2 separate regions of the Mus musculus genome follow, and region 2 is linked to region 1. Evidence: chromatin loops called from intact Hi-C (ENCODE). Cell type or tissue: gastrocnemius. All regions are shown on one strand. Links, peaks and the distances in the headings refer to the core of each region. The heading gives the core; the rest is flanking DNA.

Region 1 (11,463 bases), core at 1,673-9,672:
AACAATGGAGGAGTGTTCCTCTTTCTCCACATCCACGCCAGCATCTGCTGTCACCTGAATTTTTGATCCTAGCCATTCTGACTGGTGTGAGGTGGAATCTCAGGGTTGTTTTGATTTGCATTTCCCTGATGATTAAGGATGTTGAACCTTTTTTCAAGTGCTTCTCTGCCATTCGGTATTCCTCAGGTGAGAATTCTTTGTTCAGTTCTGAGCCCCATTTTTTAATGGGGTTATTTGATTTTCTGAAGTCCACCTTCTTGAGTTCTTTATATATGTTGGATATTAGTCCCCTATCTGATTTAGGATAGGTAAAGATCCTTTCCCAATCTGTTGGTGGTCTTTTTGTCTTATTGACGGTGTCTTTTGCCTTGCAGAAACTTTGGAGTTTCATTAGGTCCCATTTGTCAATTCTCGATCTTACAGCACAAGCCATTACTGTTCTGTTCAGGAATTTTTCCCCTGTGCCCATATCTTCAAGGCTTTTCCCCACTTTCTCCTCTATAAGTTTCAGTGTCTCTGGTTTTATGTGAAGTTCCTTGATCCACTTAGATTTGACCTTAGTACAAGGAGATAAGTATGGATCGATTCGCATTCTTCTACACGATAACAACCAGTTGTGCCAGCACCAATTGTTGAAAATGCTGTCTTTCTTCCACTGGATGGTTTTAGCTCCCTTGTCGAAGATCAAGTGACCATAGGTGTGTTGGTTCATTTCTGGGTCTTCAATTCTATTCCATTGGTCTACTTGTCTGTCTCTATACCAGTACCATGCAGGTTTTACCACAATTGCTCTGTAGTAAAGCTTTAGGTCTGGCATGGTGATTCCGCCAGAAGTTCTTTTATCCTTGAGAAGACTTTTTGCTATCCTAGGTTTTTTGTTATTCCAGACAAATTTGCAAATTGCTCCTTCCAATTCATTGAAGAATTGAGTTGGAATTTTGATGGGGATTGCATTGAATCTGTAGATTGCTTTTGGCAAGATAGCCATTTTTACAATGTTGATCCTGCCAATCCATGAGCATGGGAGATCTTTCCATCTTCTGAGATCTTCCTTAATTTCTTTCTTCAGAGATTTGAAGTTTTTATCATACAGATCTTTCACTTCCTTAGTTAGAGTCACGCCAAGATATTTTATATTATTTGTGACTATTGAGAAGGGTGTTGTTTCCCTAATTTCTTTCTCAGCCTGTTTATTCTTTGTATAGAGAAAGGCCATTGACTTGTTTGAGTTTATTTTATATCCAGCTACTTCACCGAAGCTGTTTATCAGGTTTAGGAGTTCTCTGGTAGAATTTTTAGGGTCACTTATATATACTATCATATCATCTGCAAAAAGTGATATTTTGACTTCCTCTTTTCCAATTTGTATCCCCTTGATCTCCTTTTGTTGTCGAATTGCTCTGGCTAATACTTCAAGTACTATGTTGAAAAGGTAGGGAGAAAGTGGGCAGCCTTGTCTAGTCCCTGATTTTAGTGGGATTGCTTCCAGCTTCTCTCCATTTACTTTGATGTTGGCTACTGGTTTGCTGTCCATTTGTTTCATAACTTCTGTTAGTTTCACTGTGTCCCTGTTTAGTTTCTGTTTCCACGATCTGTCCTTTGAAGAAAGTGGTGTGTTGAAGTCTCCCACTATTATTGTGTGAGGTGCAATGTATGCTTTGAGCTTTACTAAAGTGTCTCTAATGAATGTGGCTGCCCTTGCATTTGGTGCGTAGATATTCAGAATTGAGAGTTCCTCTTGGAGGATTTTACCTTTGATGAGTATGAAGTGTCCCTCCTTGTCTTTTTTGATAACTTTGGGTTGGAAGTCGATTTTATCCGATATTAAAATGGCTACTCCAGCTTGTTTCTTCAGTCCATTTGCTTGGAAAATTGTTTTCCAGCCTTTCACTCTGAGGTAGTGTCTGTCCTTTTCCCTGAGATGGGTTTCCTGTAAGCAGCAGAATGTTGGGTCCTGTTTGTGTAGCCAGTCTGTTAGTCTATGTCTTTTTATTGGGGAATTGAGTCCATTGATATTAAGAGATATTAAGGAGAAGTAATTGTTGCTCCCTTTTATTTTTGTTGTTAGAGTTGGCATTCTGTTCTTGTGGCTGTCTTCTTTTTGGTTTGTTGAATGATTACTTTCTTGGTTGTTCTAGGGCGTGATTTCCGTCCTTGTATTGCTTCTTTTCTGTTATTATCCTTTGAAGGGCTGGATTCGTGGAAAGATATTGTGTGAATTTGTTTTTGTCGTGGAATACTTTGGTTTCTCCATCTATGGTAATTGAGAGTTTGGCCGGGTATAGTAGCCTGGGCTGGCATTTGTGTTCTCTTAGTGTCTGTATAACATCTGTCCAGGCTCTTCTGGCTTTCATAGTCTCTGGTGAAAAGTCTGGTGTAATTCTGATAGGCCTTCCTTTATATGTTACTTGACCTTTCTCCCTTACTGCTTTTAATATTCTATCTTTATTTAGTGCATTTGTTGTTCTGATTATTATGTGTCGGGAGGAATTTCTTTTCTGGTCCAGTCTATTTGGAGTTCTGTAGGCTTCTTGTATGATCATGGGCATCTCTTTTTTTATGTTTGGGAAGTTTTCTTCTATTATTTTGTTGAAGATATTAGCTGGCCCTTTAAGTTGAAAATCTTCATTCTCATCAATTCCTATTATCCGTAGGTTTGGTCTTCTCATTGTGTCCTGGATTACCTGGATGTTTTGAGTTAGGATCCTTTTGCATTTTGTATTTTCTTTGACTGTTGTGTCGATGTTCTCTATGGAATCTTCTGCACCTGAGATTCTCTCTTCCATTTCTTGTATTCTGTTGCTGATGCTCGCATCTATGGTTCCAGATCTCTTTCCTAGGGTTTCTATCTCCAGCGTTGCCTCGCTTTGGGTTTTCTTTATTGTGTCTACTTCCCCTTTTAGTTCTAGTATGGTTTTGTTCATTTCCATCACCTGTTTGGATGTGTTTTCCTGTTTTTCTTTAATGATTTCTACCTGTTTGGCTGTGTTTTCCTGCTTTTCTTTAAGGGCCTGTAACTCTTTAGCAGTGCTCTCCTGTAATTCTTTAAGTGACTTATGAAAGTCCTTCTTGATATCCTCTATCATCATCATGAGAAATGTTTTTAAATCTGGGTCTAGATTTTCGGTTGTGTTGGGGTGCCCAGGACTAGGTGGGGTGGGAGTGCTGCGTTCTGATGATGGTGAGTGGTCTTGATTTCTGTTAGTAGGATTCTTACGTTTGCCTTTCGCCATCTGGTAATCTCTGAAGCTAGCTGTTTTAGTTGTCACTGTTAAGAGCTTGTTCTTCAGGTGACTCTGTTAGCCTCTATGAGCAGACCTGGAGGGTAGCACTCTCCTTAGTTTCAGTGGGCAGAGTATTCTTTGCAGGCAAGCTCTCTTCTTGCAAGGCAGGTACCCAGATATCTGGTGTTCGAACCAGACTCCTGGCAGAAGTTGTGTTCCACTCACTAGAGGTCTTAGGATCACGTGTGGAATCCTGTGTGGGCCCTTGCGGGTGTCAGGCGACTCAGCTGGCAAGGTAGCCCGGGGCTCGAGTGGAGTGGAAGGGGTTTGTGCCCCAGATCAAGCCCGGGTAGCCTGCTTCCCTATGTACCGCAGTTTCAAGTTCCGCGCGATTGGGTTGGGGCAGGCGCTGTGTTCCACTCACCAGAGGTCTTAGGGTCCCGTGGGGAGTCCCGTGTGGGCCCTTGCGGGTGTTGGGCAAGACTCTGCTGGCAAGGTAGCCCGGGGCTCGAGTCGAGCGAAAGGGACTTGTGCCCCAGATCAGGCCCGGGTAGCCTGCTTCCCTATGTACAGCAGTCTCAAGTTCCGCGTGATTGGATTGGGGCAGGCGCTGTGTTCCACTCACCAGAGGTCTTAGGGTCCCGTGGGGAGTCCCGTGTGGGCCCTTGCGGGTGTTGGGCAAGACTCTGCTGGCAAGGTAGCTCGGGGCTCGAGTCGAGCGGAAGGGCCAACCCTCATATTCTTAAGCAAATTGTGGGTCCTGCAAGAACTAAGAATTGTCTGATTAAAACCTTGACATCAGTCCCTGTTAACACACTCAGTTTAGACAGTGGAATAAGACCAATCTATGGCCATGTTAGCCAGCTTTCTGTCACTTTGTCAGAACATCTGAGATACACGACGGCTGGGGATGGGCTTATCACAACTCATAATTATTTCAGAGATTTCAATCCATGGTCAGTTGATTCCACTGTGGTGGGTAGTATATTATGGTGGCGGACTTTTGCAGAGGATCTGTTCAACTGGGCACAGTGTAGAGGCAAAAAAGCAGGAAAGAGCAGGGTGTCTCACTTTATCCTTCAAAGCTGAGCCTTCAGTGATTTAGCTCATTCCCAACAGGCCCCACCTCTTAATGTTCCCATTACCTCTCAACAGCGCTGGAGACTGGGGACTAAGCCTTCAAGACTCAAACTAGAATAATCCTGCTGCAAATGTGTAAGGAATATGTAGAATATTCCCCCTTTTGGGTCTCAGGGAGTATTTTCTGCTGTGTCAGGTGCCCTGGGTGCTGCACAGTGTTCCTTCTCTCAGCCACTGAGATCTTATTTTACAAAATAAACTGTGAATTTTCAGACAGTGGTAGCAGCCCTTCTGAACAAGTGGTTCTTAACCTTCCTAATGCTGTGACCCTTTAATATAGTTCCTCATGTTGTGGTGAACCCCAAGCATAAAATTATTTTGTTGCTACTTCATAACTATAAATTTGCCACTATTATAAACCATAATATAAATATCTGATACATGACCCCTGTGAAAGGGCCATTTGACCCCAAAGGCCCACAGGATGAGAACTGCTACTCTATACATCTATACATCTCTATACATCTCTATCTATAATGAGATTATCACCTTTCCTCTCTCATACAGCCCCTGTGCTTATTCTGTTTCCCCAACTTCCAATCAATCAAATCAGCCACTAAAATAAAAAACTGAAGGCAGATCCCCATTTAGAGATGTAAGATGCATTTTGTTTTCTGATAGTTTGATTTTGCTGGCTAGTCTCCTGAGAGCCATCCCTGCTCCATGGAAGTAGAAGACAGAGGTTACTGGAAAGGTGCAACTGGAACCTTGAAGTGGATCTGCATTGCTTGGACTGTGGCTGTGACCTTTCAGGATTGATTTGAAATTTATTCTGATGGAAACTGAAAGCCGAATATCACTGGTAATGTCGATTTAAGTTCTTCATATATATTTCTGCAAACTTTTGTATGGCCACAGTAGGGTGGCAAACTTCAATATAGCTGTCCAGTTACTGCTCGTTTGAAGACCTGTTTATAATGTCCATTCTCAAAGTCATGTTCATTGTTTTATTTGACGCCCCCTTCTTGCGTACTCCTGGGATTATTTGGGTGGCATCTGTGCTCACCCAGTTTATTACTGCTTGACACTTTGCACATGTAAATGGCCATAAAGTCATCAGCCCTTGTAGCTACCAGACCTGTTTGGGAACATAAGTATAAACCGTTTTCTCTTTTATCCACTTGTGATTTAGGGATATCTCTGATCTATTTCTTTCTCTTTGTTTTAAGATCAATAATTACATTAAAAAGCAAGTATTTACAAAGAGAACAAATAGAGGTCTTTTGATTTTCTGTTCCTGTTTTTCAAGTGTAGAGTTTCTGAACATCAGTTTAAATTTGACTTTGATTTAATAACTCATCAAGGGTCAGATAAGATTTCAATTGAGTAATGCTGATATAGGAGCTGGAGCCAGGCCAACATCACTTGAAGGCCAGGGGAGCACATCTAATTATTGTGACCCAACTGGAGATATGATACCTTGTCCTTTTAAACCAGCTAAGCTAAGGGGAAGCTTGCCAGGACCAGGGTTTGCCAATTTGGCCTTACATGCCCTGAACTTGCTGTCTAGGTTGATTCAGTGGAAAGAACATGGGCTTTGTAGACAAAGCTCAGATTGAATTCTGGCTGTTGCACTTATAACCTTGAGGCCTTGAGCATATTACTTAACCTCTCAGAGTCTCAGTTTCCTTTCTCATAAAACAAGGATTATACCTCCCCTGCAGTGCTGTTTGTAAAGATGAAATGAAATACAATAACTCATGTCTGGTCGCTAGGCTGGCAAAGGGTATGTACTCCAGAACTACCCATTCCTTTATTCTGTTATCTTTCTCAGTAGGTCAGATTAATGATGACCATTTTCTAGCAACTTATTGAAAATAGCTACTTCTAATAATGATGCTCATGCCACTATATCTTTAGTGCTGCAAACAGGAATATAAAATATAGATATAGCAAGATCTTTTCTTAGAATACTTAGAATGCCAATAGTTTCCCTTTTAGACAAGGAATTTAGCTCCTGGAAAAGAAATTTGTCCTGACTTTCTTCTTTCCCTCTTATGTTTGTTTCATTTATTGGCTAATTGACTTAATTAAGTCTCATTTTCTTGCTAGAATAGATAATTTGTAACAGTGCCAATTTCTGGTTCATGGAGGCACATCTCTGTGATGTAGATCAAACAGAAGGATGCAGTTGTGCTGGTCAGTATACAGAATGATGTCATCCATATAGAATGTGATGTGAAAAGCACCCATGGAACTTGTCGTCCGTGGCACTTTAACACTTGTTTCCATAGCTAAGCTCGCTGATCCAGACATCTGAGAGGCAGGCCTGCCCCTGCCAGGCTTGCTTGCCTCTGCCAGGCCTCTCATTTCGGGGAAATAAATTAAACCAGTTGATGACAAGGTCTGGATTATACAATTTCTTTAAACTACAAAGCAAACCTGAAATCTAATAAGGAATGAACACAGTGCAGACAAAATGGTTAAGAATCCATTTCTGGTAACCTTTGTAAGAAAGTTTGAACACACCCATCCCCCTTTATACATTTTGTTTCCCAGCTCCCAGAAGCAGAATCATATGTTACACCTGGCAGTGGGAATTGTAGCACCATATTTTTTCTTATTTTTAAGAGGTGATACCATATTTTTTTTTTAAATGAGGAGATTGGAAAAAAAATAAACAGATGGGTAGAGACTGGTGGAGGGGGATATGGTACTGAGAGAAAATGAGAGAAAGACAGAGCGAGGTAAGTGCTAAAGGGCAAAGCTTCAGTACCAGACACTGAGGTATTTGCATATTCACAATATGTTTCTGGCCGAGAGCATGTTTCTCTGGCATTCTGTATGTATTTCTAGGTCTCTATATTTATCTGTGTCTCTGGCTACATATGTGAGGCTAAGTTTAGAGCTGTGTTTGCTGGATGCTCTGCAGTGGTACTTGAAGAATTCCGTGTTAAGTATTCACTGGCAGTGTGAATAAGCTGCCCTGGCATAGAAGGGGAAGTGGAGGAGGGAGGTGGAGACCCGGCACAGTCTGTGGTGAGGGCCAGCTGCAGACGGAGTCAGTCTTTCAATGCTATTTTCATCATGGGCTTCTGAGCCAGTTCATTTATTTTTGGGTTCCCCTTCATTCCAAATAGAAACAGGTGATACTAAAATGAGACTGTGCCACACAAGGACAGAAGTTTGCCGTGCTTCCTCATGCTATCAGGGAGCTCGAGTGGGATAACTCCAGGGGAAATTCAGAGGACACCTGTTTATTTGAGTTCCATTCCTTCTGTTTCTTTCCTTTGATAAATAAATAAGAAAGAAGGACATTTTGGAAGGAAAGAAGGTGAGGGCAATAAGTTAAAAGAGGTAGTTACCGGATAGGTAGCCACGGCATTACATAGTTTATCCTTGGTTAGCGTGAAGCTGTGCACTTGAGGCCATGTTCACAATGCCCTCATCATGCAGGTCTATATTATACTGGTCACTCAGCCTCATTGATGTTTCTAGCATCAGCTATAGACTAAGTGTATTAGGAACATGCTTATATGATCATTACATACATTGCCTTTTTTTCTCTTTTTTTATTTTTAATATTTTTTATTATTATGTATTTTCCTCAATTACATTTAGAATGCTATTCCAAAAGTCCCCCATACCCCCCCCCCCACTTCCCTACCCACCCATTCCCATTTTTTGGCCCCGGCATTCCCCTGTAAATGAAGGTGTAAATCTAGAATTTTGCTCAAAATTTCTATAGAAAGAAAAAAATTGCCAATAATTTTGCTTTCAATTAAGTGAATTTATTGGTTTTTCTTGATTAAAAAGTAAAGATGAAAATGATAGTATAACATTACAAACACATGGAATATCTACAGTATGGTTTGAACATATCTGAGAATGTATGTTTATGTGTGTGGGTGTGTGAGTGGGTATATGGTTTGAGAGGTGCTGATTTATACCATGTCCTCTCTGTGATTCTAGGCCCATATAAGGCATCTTGTGGACTGTCTCATGCATTCTAAATCATTGTGGTACCCTGTTAAGATAGTTATACAGGTCTGATGGGTGTCTAGAGAATGTTCAAGGCTCATCGTAAGGTTGAACTTCTGGTTATAAATGATTATAGTGAACGATGGAAAGTAAAATCAGCAAAGAGAAGAAACTCCCAAGATGTCCTGAGGACAAGATGCCCACTCCCAAGAGTCTCTTTCCAGTGGAGTCAAAATGGATGTCCCTGATTCCTTTAGCAATTTTACATCCCTTTACAGAGAAATGTAAAAGTGTGTCTAACAGAAAGCTCCAGAGGCTTAAAAGCTGGAGGTTTTGGAACTTGACCATGGGATGGGTATCAGGTTGGGCCAGGTATTGGTTGGTCATTCCCTCGGTCTCTGTTCTATTCCCCATGCCTGAATTTCTAGTAGACAGGATAAATTTTGTATTGAATGTTTTATGGGTGGGTTAGTGTCGCTAATGCTCCACTGGAGTTCCTGCCTGGCTACAGGAAGTAGCCTCTTCAGGTTCCATATCCTCAATGTTATAAGCTAGGCTATCCCCATTGATTCTTGGGTGTCTCCCTTTTCCCAAGTCTCTGTTTCATCCTATAGATGTCCCCCACCTTCTCACCCCTGTCAGTTGCAGATTCCCATTCAATTTCATGGCCATCTATCCATCTCTCCTGTCATTCTCCACACTTGATCCCAAACACCCCATTCCCCTCTCCACCCACTCCCTCGAAGTTCCCATCCTCCATCTGCCTCTTATGACTATTTTACTCCCCCTTCTAAGTGAAATTGAAGCTTTCTTGCTTGGGCCTTCCTTCTTGTTTAGCTTCTTTGGTCTGTGGAGTGTAGCATGGTATCTGTATTTTATGGCTAATATCCACTTATAAGTGAGTATATACCATGTATGTCTTTTAGGGTCTGGGTTACCTCACTTGGGATAAATTTCTCAAGTTCCATCTATTTACTTGCAAAACTCATGTTGTCTTTGTTTTTAATAGCTGAGTGGTATTCCATTATGTAGATGTACCACATTTTCTTTATCCATTCTTCAGTTAATGATACTCTCTTATGCCTGTAGACAGAAGCAGGTTGTCTTCTGAGAGGCTCCATCAGCAACCAACTTAGACAGATACAGATCATCACAATCAAACAGTGATGGAGATTGGGGAGTCTTATGGAAGAATAAGAGGAAGGATTGTGGGCCCTACAGGGGATAGGAACTCTACAGGAATACTAACAGAGTCAAATAATCTGGACCCTTGGGGCTCTCAGAGTCTGAACCACCAACTGAACTACACACATGGGCTGAAGCTAGGCCTCCTCTCACCTATGTAGCAAATGTGCAGCTTGGTCTTCTTGTATGTCCTGAACAACTGGAGTGTGTGTGTGGGTCATTCCACAAGTTGTTGTTTGTACACAGGGTATGTGCTTCTAGCTGGGCTACCTTGTCTGGCCTCAGTGGGAGAGGAAGTCCCAGGGAATTCATTGAGAACAACAAGTCTTCAGTCTCTTGGAAGCCAGAAGAAGTAGGCTCTAATATCAGCAAAGGAATGTCTCAGCAACTAGATAGATAAATTTGCCAGTGAGAGTGAGGGCAAGCAGGGAAGTATCAAAGGCTTCCCTTTTCTGTGTCATTTTATGTGGGCTGCCACAAGAAGGTGTGGCCCAGTCATAAGGTGGGTTTTCCCATATTAAGTGATTTAATCATGAAAATTCTTCCAGGCTTGCTTGGGTTTTAGTTGGTTACAGATGTAGTCAAGTTGGTAAGTAAGATTAGCCATAGAACTATACTAGTAGTTTTTATTTAATTGATGATTCTAATATATTACGGTCAAAGTCATTTGTCATTTCACTACCCAACAACCTTTTCAATTTAGGTTGCTTTCAAAATTGAGATTGTATTGGCACTGGATGATTGAAATTTTCAAGATACTTGAGGTTAAATATCTAAGATAAGATTTTCCACAACCAAGCACTTTAAGGCCAGGGATAATAAAAACACGTTGGAGTGTCCCAAAATGGCCACCAACAACCTCTTGATTCTTTGTATGTACTGCTTCGTCCATTTCAGCAGGGAATGTGAATTTGCTCTACTGTGTCTGTGTTAACATCTTTTCATTTTGTAATAGGATTTTTCTAAGGTGCTACACTGGCTATGAATTTGAGGTTCTGCTAAAACTTCCCAAATACCTAAGATTGTAGCCCTGTACCATCAGACCAAACTTCTCAATGGTTTGCTTTGATCAAAAGACTACAAAGATACCTTATTATATCAGTGCTGGGCCTGGCCTTCATGACTCCTGAGCATCCTCTCTTTTCCTTGGAAGATCAGATACCATGTACAACATCCACTCTATGAATATACCCAGTTGGATGTGTGACAAGACCATAACCCAAGCATAAAGAAAGCCTACCAAAAGCAAGAAGCAGGGTCACAGGCTTGTGACCCTGCTGAATGCTCCGACTGGTTCCAGCCTCTGACACTATCCTAGTTAAGAGCACATGTCAGGGAGTATACACTGTCCAAATTCCTGATTGACAGATCCACATTCAAATGGAACAGATGGATTTTAAGTGATTAAATCGAGGGAAGTTCATCATGTGCTAACCAATAGAACGCAATATCAGTTAACATTTTATTTGCTAACAAAACTAGAATGGCAATTTTGTTTTTAAAATGAACACAAAATGTTCCTTAACATCTATATGAAGTAGCCTATAGTTATTGCTAAATTTCAAGTCATTTTGACACATCAAATCATGAACCACTAAAATTTAATGTTCCTTCCCAAGTAGAAAGTAGAAAACACCATTTCTTTATTTAAACCTTACTGGTTTTACCTGATTTGGATAAGTAACTTCCCTTTGACTAATAATTTTTTTTTGGTTTTCATAACAAAAACTTCATAAATATATGGTGAGAGAAAACTATTACAATACACACCTCCACATGCACTTTGGCAGTTTCAACTATTGTTGTTTACATTATGTAATAATTATCATTTTTGAAGAACCATGCTTGTGATAGTTCTCTATTCATGTGAATCAATCCAAAGAGAGGGAGAAGACATGGAGAGTATCCTTCCTACTACACTCCTGAGACCGCCTTTCTCTTCTCCTTAAGCAGAGGCATATTTTCCACTTAGTGCTCTAGTTAGTGAGCACGA
Region 2 (11,463 bases), core at 1,660-9,659, 97 kb after region 1:
AGAAGGAAAGAAAGGAGAAAAGTAAGAGGAAGATAATGTTATGGAAGAAGGAAGGGGAGGATATAGGGGTGAACATGTTCAAAATGTCTGGTATGCTAAGAAAGTGTTTGTGAAACCTAACATATGTAAATAAATATGCACCAATAAAAAATGAAAAGTAAAGAAACTGTAAAGTTTTACAGTCTATAAATAATATGAAAGTTGTAGTGATTTGATTGAGAACTGATCCTGTAGGAGCATATGTCTGAATACTTGATCTGCAGTTGGTAGGACTGTTTGGGAAGTCTCAGGAGGTAAGGACTTGTTGGAAGAGCGGTGTCACTGGGACCAGAAATCTAGATTTAAAAGATGCATGTTATTCCCAGTATGGCTTCTGCCTCCTGCTTGCAGTTTGAGATGTGAGCTTTCAGCTGTTCCTGCTTCTTTATCTTTGCTCCACCATCAAGAACTCTAAACCTTTGAAACTGAAAGCCCAATTAAATGTTTGCTTTTATGAGCTGTCTTGGTCATGGTGTTTTATTACAGCCATAGAAAGGTAACAAATATATAAGTTGGTATCGGGAGCAGGACTGTAACAGACCTGATCATGCTGTGTTTTGGAGAAATGTTGACGGTCTTGGTACTTTGAACTAGGGGAGCATTGAATGGTTTACATAGAGCTTAATGGACCATCCTTGTTGGAGCTTGGAAGACAGTAGTGCTAAGATCTGTGTGGACTGTATAGAACCAGCTCAAAAGGCATCGGGGGAAACAAAGACTTTAACAGCAATTTGGTCAAAGATCATTTCTGTAATAATTTGGCAAAAGTGAGACTGCCTTTTGTCCATGTTTGAATAATTTGTCTAAAGCTAAATTGAGAAATAATACATGAATTTCCTTGGTGGGACAGGTTTCCAGACAGCTTAATATTGAGTCTGTCATGAGGATGTAAAGACAGCCCAATAAGAGTCTGTCACTCTTAAACAGGTCTATAATAAATGAGACCAAACAGGAAAGGAAGAAATAAATGTGCAGTTGAAAGAGAAAAAGAGCAAGGTTTATACTGAAAGAGATAAGGAGATTAAAGATATGTCTGATCCTCATAGGGAGTAAATGGAGGGATGCCTTTGGGTCAAGATCCCACCCAGTTAAGCCGTGAATTTGTGAAAGGAAAAAGCATAAGGAATTTCTGCTCCCACAAACAAACAACAAATCAAAGGTGCTGCAAAAGTAAGTCAAGGAGACCAGGCAGGTAGCTGAACTTGGTCATGCTACTCACATGGCGGGCATGGAGGATATATGAGTAAATGGGTTGAGGAAAAGTTCTGTGCAGTTTAAAAGAGTCCCTAAGACTAGGCAATGTGCAATAGTCAAAGTGAAGCTTGAATTAGATTGACAACTCCAAGATGTTAGGAGTTCTAGAGCCACGGGCTAGCTGCCAAAGATACACACAAGAAGTGTAACTAGCCCAAGAGAAAGATTTATCTTTCAGGTAGAAAAGCATGAGGGACAGAGCCATTTAAGTTCTATGACATCAAAGATAGCTAAATTTGCTTGAATTACATCTTGCTTTGATCCAACATTTCCTCACTATGTCCATTGCCTATCTTTTGGGATGGTAACTTATATTCTGTGCTATTGTTTTTGGATATATATGATTCACCTTTTTTATTTTACAGGAGTCATAATTAAGAGGTTGTTTTGAGTCTCAAAAAAGACTTTTGACTTTGAGACTGTAAAAGACCATGGAAATTTTGATATTGGATTAAATACATTTTGCATTATAATATGGCCATGAGTCTATGGGCAGCAAGGTGTGGATTCTGGTAATTTGAATGACAAAAGCCCCCATAGGCTCATATACTTGAGTATTTGGTCCCCAGATGATGGAACTGCTTGGAAAGGGTTATGAGTGTGGCCTTGTACCACATTTTCTGTATCCATTCCTCTGTTGAGGGACATCTGGGTTCTTTCCAGCTTCTGGCTATTATAAATAAGGCTGGTATGAACATAGTAGAGCATGTGTCCTTGTTGCCGGTTGGAACATCTTCTGGATATATGCCCAGGAGAGGTATTACGGGATCCTCCAGTAGTACTATGCCCAATTTTCTGAGAAACCGCCAGACTGATTTCCAGAGTGGTTGTACAAGCTTGCAATCCCACCAACAATGAAGGAGTGTTCCTCTTTCTCCACATCCTTGCCAGCATCTTTTTAATTGACAAGTGATACATCCATACACTATTCAAGATATTCTCTCTACAATCCATTCACCTTTTAGATGTAACAGTAGCTAGCTTTGTGCTTGGATTTTAATACAAAGAGATGGGATGGAAAAAATTTTGATTCAGGCTATAACCTTGTACTTGTTAGGTTGTCTATTATAAAAAAATAAGTCTCGATGATGTTTGGAAAAACAGGGATCAGTGTATGCTATTGCTAGAAATGTTAATTTATGTTCCCATATAAAAACATTATAAAGTCCTACATGGTAAGAAGAATCATCTACTATAGCTGTAAACTAGTAAGTTTATGAATTATATATAATTACATATGTAGCAAGCAAAAGAAAGAATAACAAACAGATAAACAGACAGATGGATAAATAGAAAGGAAAACATGGTATTAAATCAAATGTTCAGTTTCTTCAGCAGAAACTGACTGGTGAAGTTGAGGCAGCTGCTGGACTTCCCTGGCTGAATTTCAGGCTTCTCTTTCCCACTGCAGGCACTTTTTATATTATGAGATAAGCATAGTCACCTCTGGTAGAAATGCTTTACTTTCTAGTTGTTCTTAAGAACGTGGTGTTTTAACTCGTGTCTCTTACTGTTATCTCCTCTTCCTGGCACAGAATTTAGGGGAGCAGCCAATTTCAGAAAAATAAATCTTGGATGACACTAGAAGACAAACATGTTTTGGTATTAAATGGGTTGCAGGTAACAATTCACTTCCAGAACATAGTTTTCAGTGTGCTCAAACAACACATAAAATTTATTATCATAACATACATCAAGTTTGGCCCAGAACAATAGATTTGATATCTTTCTCGCCTTAATTTGGCTTTTTGGTAGCTAGCTATTACTGTAAGACCAAATTTCAAAACTTATGTACATTTAGTTTGTCTAATGAACACGTACCACATGAATAGTTCCATGTTCTTATCTTTAAAATGAAATGATCGATGCCTGCTCTTATGTACCTGTAAAGGTAGCAAGAGGATTCATTGAATTTAAGAATAAAAGAAGTTATTATGAGTTGCAAATTTACAAAACAAAAATTGTCATTACTCCTTAGAAATTCTTTAACATATCAAAATGAAAGTGGATCACACAATTTAATATCTGTATCTAAAATATATTTATATTTTGGATTCTTTAAACAGTCACTAGCCTTCCGAGCAAATGCATAATTAGGAACTTGATAAATTTGGAATTTTCAATTCTGAGGGTATTATACAAAATTATGAACACAGTGTTTATTTTGCGTGAGTCCTTTGCAAGTGCAAATTAAGAAACATACATAGTCAGCATAGCATTAGGGCTGTGGTGACTGCATTAATACCATGGCTGCTGATTCTCAGATAAGCAAAGCCATTCTTCCTCCAGACTCAGTGCTGGAACAGAACTGAGAAACAAGCTCTTTGCTTATGCTTCTCCATTCTGCATGCTCTCTTACTGACCCATGCCCAAGGGAACCTCAGTATTTAAGCATATTAAGATACAGACATCAAAATTGACACCTAAACATTATTATCTCCATCAGCAAGCGAAGCCAGATGATGAGAGTACCGTGGCGCCCAGAGAATGTTCAGTCATATCTCCTGATGTCATCAGGAAGTGTCAGAAATCTGCAATGGTTATTTGTTAAAGAGAGCACATTAGGGATGGAGCATGCATGAGTTACTCACATTGTTATCTCACAAATCAACTGGCTATAGAGACACTGATGGTGTGATATGCATGTGTTCCTGGATAACACTGAAATGGCTGTGGCTTTGAAAGTTATAGAAATAGCCTCTGATGGCTACTGTGTTATTGAGACATCCAAATAATCATGGTGTACCAACATTATTGATATTGAAGCCCATTTTTTCTTAATACAACACACAAGCTAAAAATAGCCAAAATTCCATTCATGGGAAATTAGCATTTTAGGTTTTATAACAATAGTGAATATTATATAAAATGTGATATCATGGTGCAGATAGAGACAGTAATGACAAGAGCAACATTTATCTGTTTTATAATCTGTTGATTTACTCTATGGGAGTGGTGCTATTTACTGGTCTGTTTCTTGTGACTTGTTCAGTCTGCTTTCTTACAGAACCCAGGACCACCAACTAGGGATGACCCCACCCACAATGAGCTGAGTTCTTCACCATCATCAGTCACTAAGAACATGCCATAGAGCCAGATCTCATGGAAGCATTTTCTCAGTTGAGATTCCCTCCTTTCGGATAACTGTAGCTATATGAAGTTGACATAAAGCTCTGCTGCTTAAGATGTCCTTTTAGCTGTGACAGCTAATGCCTCTGTGCAGTTTTTAATTCTCTGGTGAGGTGGCTCACGCTTGGTCACAAAGGCAAGTGTCCACAGGAGCAGGCAGATATGCTCAAAGTATCATAGCCCTGGATTTAGAACAGATACATTGCTCTGCCATTTGTTTTTCCAATAAAGGTAGAAATTTTAGTGACAAAAAATTAAGGCTGGAGACATGGCTCAGCGGTTAAGAGCACTCACTGCTCTTCTGATGGTCCTGAGTTCAAATCCCAGCAACCACATGGTGGCTCACAACCATTTGTAATGAGATCTGACGCCCTCGTCTGGTGTGTCTGAAGACAGCTACAGTGTACTTACATATAATAAATAAATTTTGGTTTGGAGCGAGCAGGGCCAGAGTGAGCAGAGCTGGAGTGAACAGAGGTCCTGAGTTCAATTCCCAGCAACCTCATGATGGCTTACAACCATCTGTCCAGCTACAGTGTATTCAAATACCTAAAATAAATAAATAAATCTTTAAAAAATAATTAATCTAGATTTCAAGGTCTGTAGATCAAGACTCCATCTGCCATGGAAACTCACACTATAAATTCTGCATTACTGGGAGGGGGTAATTCAGCCATTTTCACAATCTGTTAAAGATTTTTATAGGCTAAGTCTTTGACTCTCAAGATCTACTCAGAAATTACCTACTTTTTTCCTAGTAATCTTCCAGGAGTGAGGACCTAGCACTGTTCCAATAATAATCCTTGCAAAAACTCATTAGTAAACATGCAGAGTGTCCTTCCAGGGACATAGTGTGAAACAGCTTCAATGAGTTGGCTATCTTAGAAGAGTCAAGAGTTTAAAGATGAGGCAGAATATCTGAAGGACCAATAACCAGTAAATTATAGCATAAGCCAGCTAGTGTTCTCGGGCAATGAGGATGAACTAAGCAGGTTGCAATATATTCAGAAGCAAGAACTAGGCTTGATATTACCATTCATGATTCTGTTTTGAAACTGCACAAAATGCACGATCATTTCTTATACTTAATTTCCCTGTAAGCTAACTAAAATAAATTGCAGTGAAGTGTAATGTTTTGAAATAATCCCATAGTTTTCAAGTACTCTTGAGCAACGGAAAGCAACAGGGCTCTGTGTACTTTTCTCCACTGACTTAACACTTATTGTTTTTGCTGCCTGGAAGAGTTCTCTTTAATTGATACTTGGCTTGATATGCTTTTAAATTATTAAAGATTGGAAGCACTCATTAAGTAAGAGATTAAAAGACATGGTAGACATGGCTAATTATTAAAGGCCCAAGAAGGGACATGAAATGCATTTTATCTGAGGCTGCAGTGGACTGTTAAAGTAAATGAATGGTTTAGTGATAAACCAGTCGGAGTTAATCAATTGAGCAAAACTATAGGGAAGCTATTTGAGTCTAGATTTGAAGGGTTTATAAGTAATCGTAGTGAGAGGCTTACAGCTGCTCCCGATTTCTTTAATTTAGACTGCCGAGCTGCTAATTGGCCAGGAAATTGGGCCCAAGCTCTGGAGCTAATGTTGACTAGCGGAAGGCTACTTATGGGTCATTGTGAAGAAAGTCTGGGTTGTCAAGCATTAGCAGGTCAGAGCTGGAGTGATCTGTGATTTAACAGATGTCATGTTTTACTCTGGAGGCAAATCTCTGACAAGGCCTATTGAACTTACTCCGTTTCCCAGTCTCTGCAGTGCTCCTTGAACTCCTAGTAGTGAGCAGTGACTTATTTTTTGCTGCTTACTAACAGAGAATGCTGACTGTTCACACAGCCACTGTTGGCCAGTGAGATTAGTAACATGATACAGAGATTTTCACCACCTAACAGTCTCTGCTTCAGCATGGCTCAGATAGGTAACGACTTGAAGCTATTCTGACCTGACAGCTGTTTAGAGGCCCATTTGAAGGGAACTATTTCTCGGTTTGCCTCCAAACAAGGGGCATGCCACTGCTTGGATTGCAAAATGTCATCTCTGTTGGAATCCTGCATAGCAGTGAGGTTCTCCAGTGACTCACCATCACTAAGGCTAAAGTAACATGTTCCCTAGAATTGGGAACATCTGGCTGGCTTTATGACAAGGGTTTGAACCCTGTGGAAAAATAAATACTGAGTTAGTTTTTCCCTGCTGTCAGGCACTCTACTTATAAGATTAACTACTTCAAGACACCAGGCTACCTTTTGATGTATGACTAAAGTTGACCTCAGTTTCAGAGAAGATATATTTACTGTTCATTTCTCAGCCTTCGGCATTTTTTTTAAGGCCTACATGTTCTGTGTTTTCTAATCACTTATGTAGTAAATCTATCTGATCAGAAATAAGGTTCTTTTGGTCACCTCCTGAATGCTGCACACATTAACAAAGGTGGGGTTCAGTGGTTCAGTCATTGAATACTGGGTAAGTCTTCATAGAATCCATGGGGAGAAGCTTAGCATTCAAACCCCACAACCAAAGAAGAGCCACGTCTGAGAGTGGGATGGAGTGACAAGGAGAGGAATGAAAGACAACATATGGCTGCCAAACAAACACCCAAAACAACAATCAACCAATCTTGGTTTGAAAGCCATATGTACATAAAGAGGCTGTGATGAGAAAGGATACTCTAGCTGTCAGGCTTCAAGTTCCCGAATGTAGCCATACTTCTATATGCATGCCTGAAGACAGGTTAAGGAGTCTAATACTGCTTTCTGTGACATAACTTTATTCTGTCTGTTCTGTGGCTATTTTCATATCCAGTGCATGCCCACTACGAGAAAGAGAATAGGCTATTTCTGACTTTATGTTAAACCTTGTACTTAGAAGTGTACAAAGGTTTCATCTGTGGAATGCATTTCTCAGGTCAAGGCTTCTGAAATCATGGCAACCAGCTGTTCTAGCATAAGCTCTTTGGGGTGGTCTCTTCTTGCCTCCCAGGCAGTGCTTCCTGGAGAAGCAACTCACAGTTCTCCTGTTCCTTTTCTCTACACCCTCAATCTGTTGAAGGTATGCTGAGAACATGATGGTGGATTTTTAGTCATCTCTGAGCTCTTCTGAGCAAGAGATTAAATTTCTATTGTAATCTATGATTGCTATTGATTTCACAGTTCCTTGTTCAAGATAGGGGGATGACTGAGTCATCTGTATCTGGCTCTTAGGGATTGGTAGAAAAGTATGTACTCTGCTTTTCTAGCATTGCCTTTTCTCAAAGGTCTCAATCTTCCTTGAAGTTCTGAAAACTCACAAGCTAAGGTGGAAATTCTGTAACATAAAAGTTGGTCAAAATAAGTCCCTCAAACATCAGTTGATAATGAAGCAAAGGAGCAAGGAGAGTTCTGACTGGATGAGTCTACTTCATTGCACAAGGAACTATGGGAAATTGCCCTCTATGCCCCACACTCATGGTTCAGGAATGTTTGTTAGACTGAAGGACAGAGTGTTTCTGTTTTTTCTTTCCAGAACTTCTGTCTGTCCCTCAACACTTTTTCATGTTCCATTTTCTTTGAAATATGTTTTCTTATTCTATTCAAGTTTAATACAAAGTCAGAAACAAGTTACTATTTCCTAGTAGAGGCATACATTAGATGTAATGACAATCCTAGAGTGGAGGAAAGAAAGATAATGTCACGAAAAGCAATATTAGGTCCTTGATGTACTTTTAGGCACACAATTAGAAGGGCCACATTCAATGACTTGAAACCATATCATTAGGGTGTATACTACTAGCACACCCTTTATTTGCATGCAGCATTTTTAGTAGATGTTGTCAGCCAGTGTCATTAACAACTGTTGACTTCTTTGTGTTTTGATTGAACATTCATTTTTATCTTTCCTGTTGCACATCGATCATTGATTTGCAGATGAGTGCTTGTCTGTTTCTCCTAGTATTTCATGAAGGATTGGAAGGCAAGAGTGACCTTCATGGGTGCCTCAGTGGTTTTTCCTCTTCTATCCTTTTTTTTTCTTTTTTTTTTAAACATAGCTGGATTTTACACACACACACACACACACACACACACACACACACACACACACAATTAACTTTGTTAAATATAATGAATTTGGGGATTTTTTTTTTAATTTCAGAGAGATCGTATCTTGGTCTTTTGAAAAATAAATGACTTAGTTTTTGTTGAAAATAATCAGTAGTGGAAAATTTAAACATACAACAGATCTAGTAATATAATGTTCAGATGCCTCTAATGGTGCCGAACTTTAACAATCTTCATTTGAAAATTCTAGAACATTGTTAGTTTATAAGATGGTGGAGAAATGAAAAGTTAGACTCGTAATGAAGTCAAAGTATACTTATGTGCTAAATCTGCCTTGTGCCAAAACTTGTGGTGCTTTGGTTAACATCAAATTTGCTCCTGTATATACAGCTTTGCACTTCTTCCAAAATGCAAAGTGTGGAGGTTTGCTTGGTTCTATCCAGTTGGGCTTGTGGAATGTTTGTTCTTAAGTGGCTTCAGTGTCCCAATGCCTTGCTGCTGGGTGCTCTGTCCTAGATGACCAGACTGAGCAGCTCTGGCAACTGGTAGGAAATGTAGACTTAAAAGCAATATTTAGGACTTTTAATCAATATCTCCATTCAGCTTGGGCCCCAATGTCCTACATGTGCATTAACTGAACAAAGATCAGTCTTAATGCATGCCATTGAAATTTGGATGATAGAACTGTGTCCAGTACATCAGTGATGGCTCATTGGTTAAGAGCACTTGCTTGCTCTTGCAGATGACCTGAGTTTGGTTCCCAGTACCCACATGGATGGCTCATAGCCACCTGTAACTCCAGTTGCAGAGGATCTCACACCGTTGCTGGCTTCTGAGAGCACCTACATGAGTATAGTGCATATAACACTCTCTGGCAAATACATATATCCCTACAATGAATAAATAAATATTTTAAAAGTTACATGGATTCTGATAATATATCACTAATACTACTTGACAAACAATTATCATGTTCTTTTCTTTTCTCTAAGAAAGAAGGACATACATATTTAACAAAACACCTTTCTGAATGTCTTTCACTGAAGCACAGTCTGTCTTTGGAAATTAGTTTATATCTTCTGAAATTTATTGTGCAACTGACAAAAGCAAATGAAAAAGAAAATAGAATGCCAGGTTAACATAAATTCTTCTTTCTTTTCATTCTATATACAAGTGACTTTTCTATGAAAAAAAATTAAACTAGAAACGACTTTGGAGATTGCTTGGCAACTTCTGCTGAGGTGTTTCCATCTGTCCAGTTTGTATTCTTAGGCCAGCACACTAGACAGCTGCCAGACGGAAACAGGTCAAGATGTGTCAGTGAACCTGATCATTATGAACTTGGGGAAAGCTAAACTGTCTTTTCAGATCTGGGTTTTGATTGATGAGTCATGTTGAAACCCATAGCCATGCAAACCCACAGTTCCATCACACTGTTCTTATACTTAGGTCACCATATGCTTGTTTCATCTTCAGTGTTTCACTCTAGTTCTGTTTATGCCGTTCATTAGCGTGGGGAGGAAGCATACGAGGAATAGAAAGAAAACAAAGCCTCAAAGAGTTGTATCCAGGACGAAAGCCAGCATGAACTGCTCTTTTCTTTTACCTTTTCATCTTTCTTTAAAGCAAAGAAAAACAAAACAAAACAAAATAAAAACCAAACAAACAAAAAATCAACTGTGATTCCTTTTTGCTGATGAAATTTCCCACCTGGTCGGACTTGTGACACGAAGAGCTATCTTGGGTTGTGCGGAGTGATTCAAATTCTTGTTCCTGAGGCACAACACCATTGCTCAGACCAGTAAGAAAGATCTTTGACTTTAAACTCTACAAAGGTTCAAACCAACGCTACTTGGCCTGCTTTGCTGTAGTTTGGGTCTCTTACCATTGCCGGGCTGGCTGCATGGTTCTGAGGCTTTCTCCCCCTAGTCACTCCTAAGTGAGTCAAAGTGAGTGAAATTTTGGCACATCCAAGTCCCTCTAATTACATCAATGGCAGTTTAGTGAGGAGCTGTTCCAGAAGGTGATAGCTTTATCCAGTGTCCTGCTGCAAAGGATTCATTTCCCCGTTTGCCCTCTGCTTCTCCTCTCCACTCAGGTTTCATATTCACTCCCGTGTCTTGGGAGTTGCGCTTTGTACTGGCAGTTATTATCATGTTCATTTTTTTTTCTAACTGACCTTAATTTTTCCCCTTTTCCCTGTCACACTAACACCTGAGGCACACAGAAATAAAATCCCTCCCAACACACCCAACAGCTTGCTGTGCCTTCTGTTTGCATGTTTGACTGCTTGGAAATTAATTAAGAGATGTTGATTTCAAAGTGCCTTTTTTTCTAAGTTTCTCAAATATTTAAACAAATTTTATACACTTTTTTCCCCACTTCCCCTTTCTCTCTGTTTGTAATAAGATTAATTATGTGAGGTGCACCGCTGCTTATCCCCATGAAGGAAAATCTAAAACGAGGGATTTCAGCCTCAAGAAGGCTATTTTGTCCTGTTTCCGATGTTCTAAAGGGATTAATTTACCATATCGTATAGCCCTGGAAGACTGTGATAATTGAAAACATCCATATTCATTGCATGTTCAAAGGGATCTGTCTGACTTTGTAATGTAAAAAGTGCATTTTTAACCTGAACGGGGACCTGCATCTGCTATTGCTTAATCCTATTAGTCGGACATTTCCAAAGCTTTAGTGTATAATCATTAGCTCGTGTTAATCCTGAGACATGCCTCCAGCCTCTGCCTGTCAGGAGGAATCCCTGCAGGGAAATGTGGAGGTGCTGATAGCACACCACCAGCTAATCTTATCTTAAATGCTAGCAGAATCCTCTATCTGTGAGAGCCAGGGAATTAAAAACAAATTTTTATGGGTATTGGATAGCAGGGTTCTCTCTCTCTCTCTTTCTCTCTCCCGGCTCTCTCTCTCTCTCTCTCTCTCTCTCTCTCTCTCTCTCTCTCTCCTCTCTTTTCCACTTCTTTCCTTTTTGTGCTCTCTTT

Evidence for each region. A loop is a pair of places that touch in the nucleus more often than their neighbours do. Peaks named below come from ENCODE experiments on the same cell type or tissue, not always from the same donor. Only the 100,000 strongest peaks of a DNase experiment are listed, where the experiment ranks them.
Region 2: it touches region 1 in a loop (6-fold over the local background); 2 of 42 quality-filtered maps call a loop at or near these places.

The regions. Positions count from the first base shown.
Region 1 is chr19:14,221,107-14,232,569 of GRCm38, reverse strand. No RefSeq gene overlaps it. Among named protein-coding and RNA genes, the nearest start is that of Gm31331, 130 kb to the right of the region's middle. In gastrocnemius, for the core only: no CTCF peak of the experiment used is centred there; DNase peaks (open chromatin) are centred at 5,793 and 6,628; H3K4me3 peaks cover 259 bases; H3K27ac peaks cover 1,651 bases.
Region 2 is chr19:14,123,602-14,135,064 of GRCm38, reverse strand. No RefSeq gene overlaps it. Among named protein-coding and RNA genes, the nearest start is that of Gm31331, 33 kb to the right of the region's middle. In gastrocnemius, for the core only: no CTCF peak of the experiment used is centred there; no DNase peak of the experiment used is centred there; H3K27ac peaks cover 389 bases.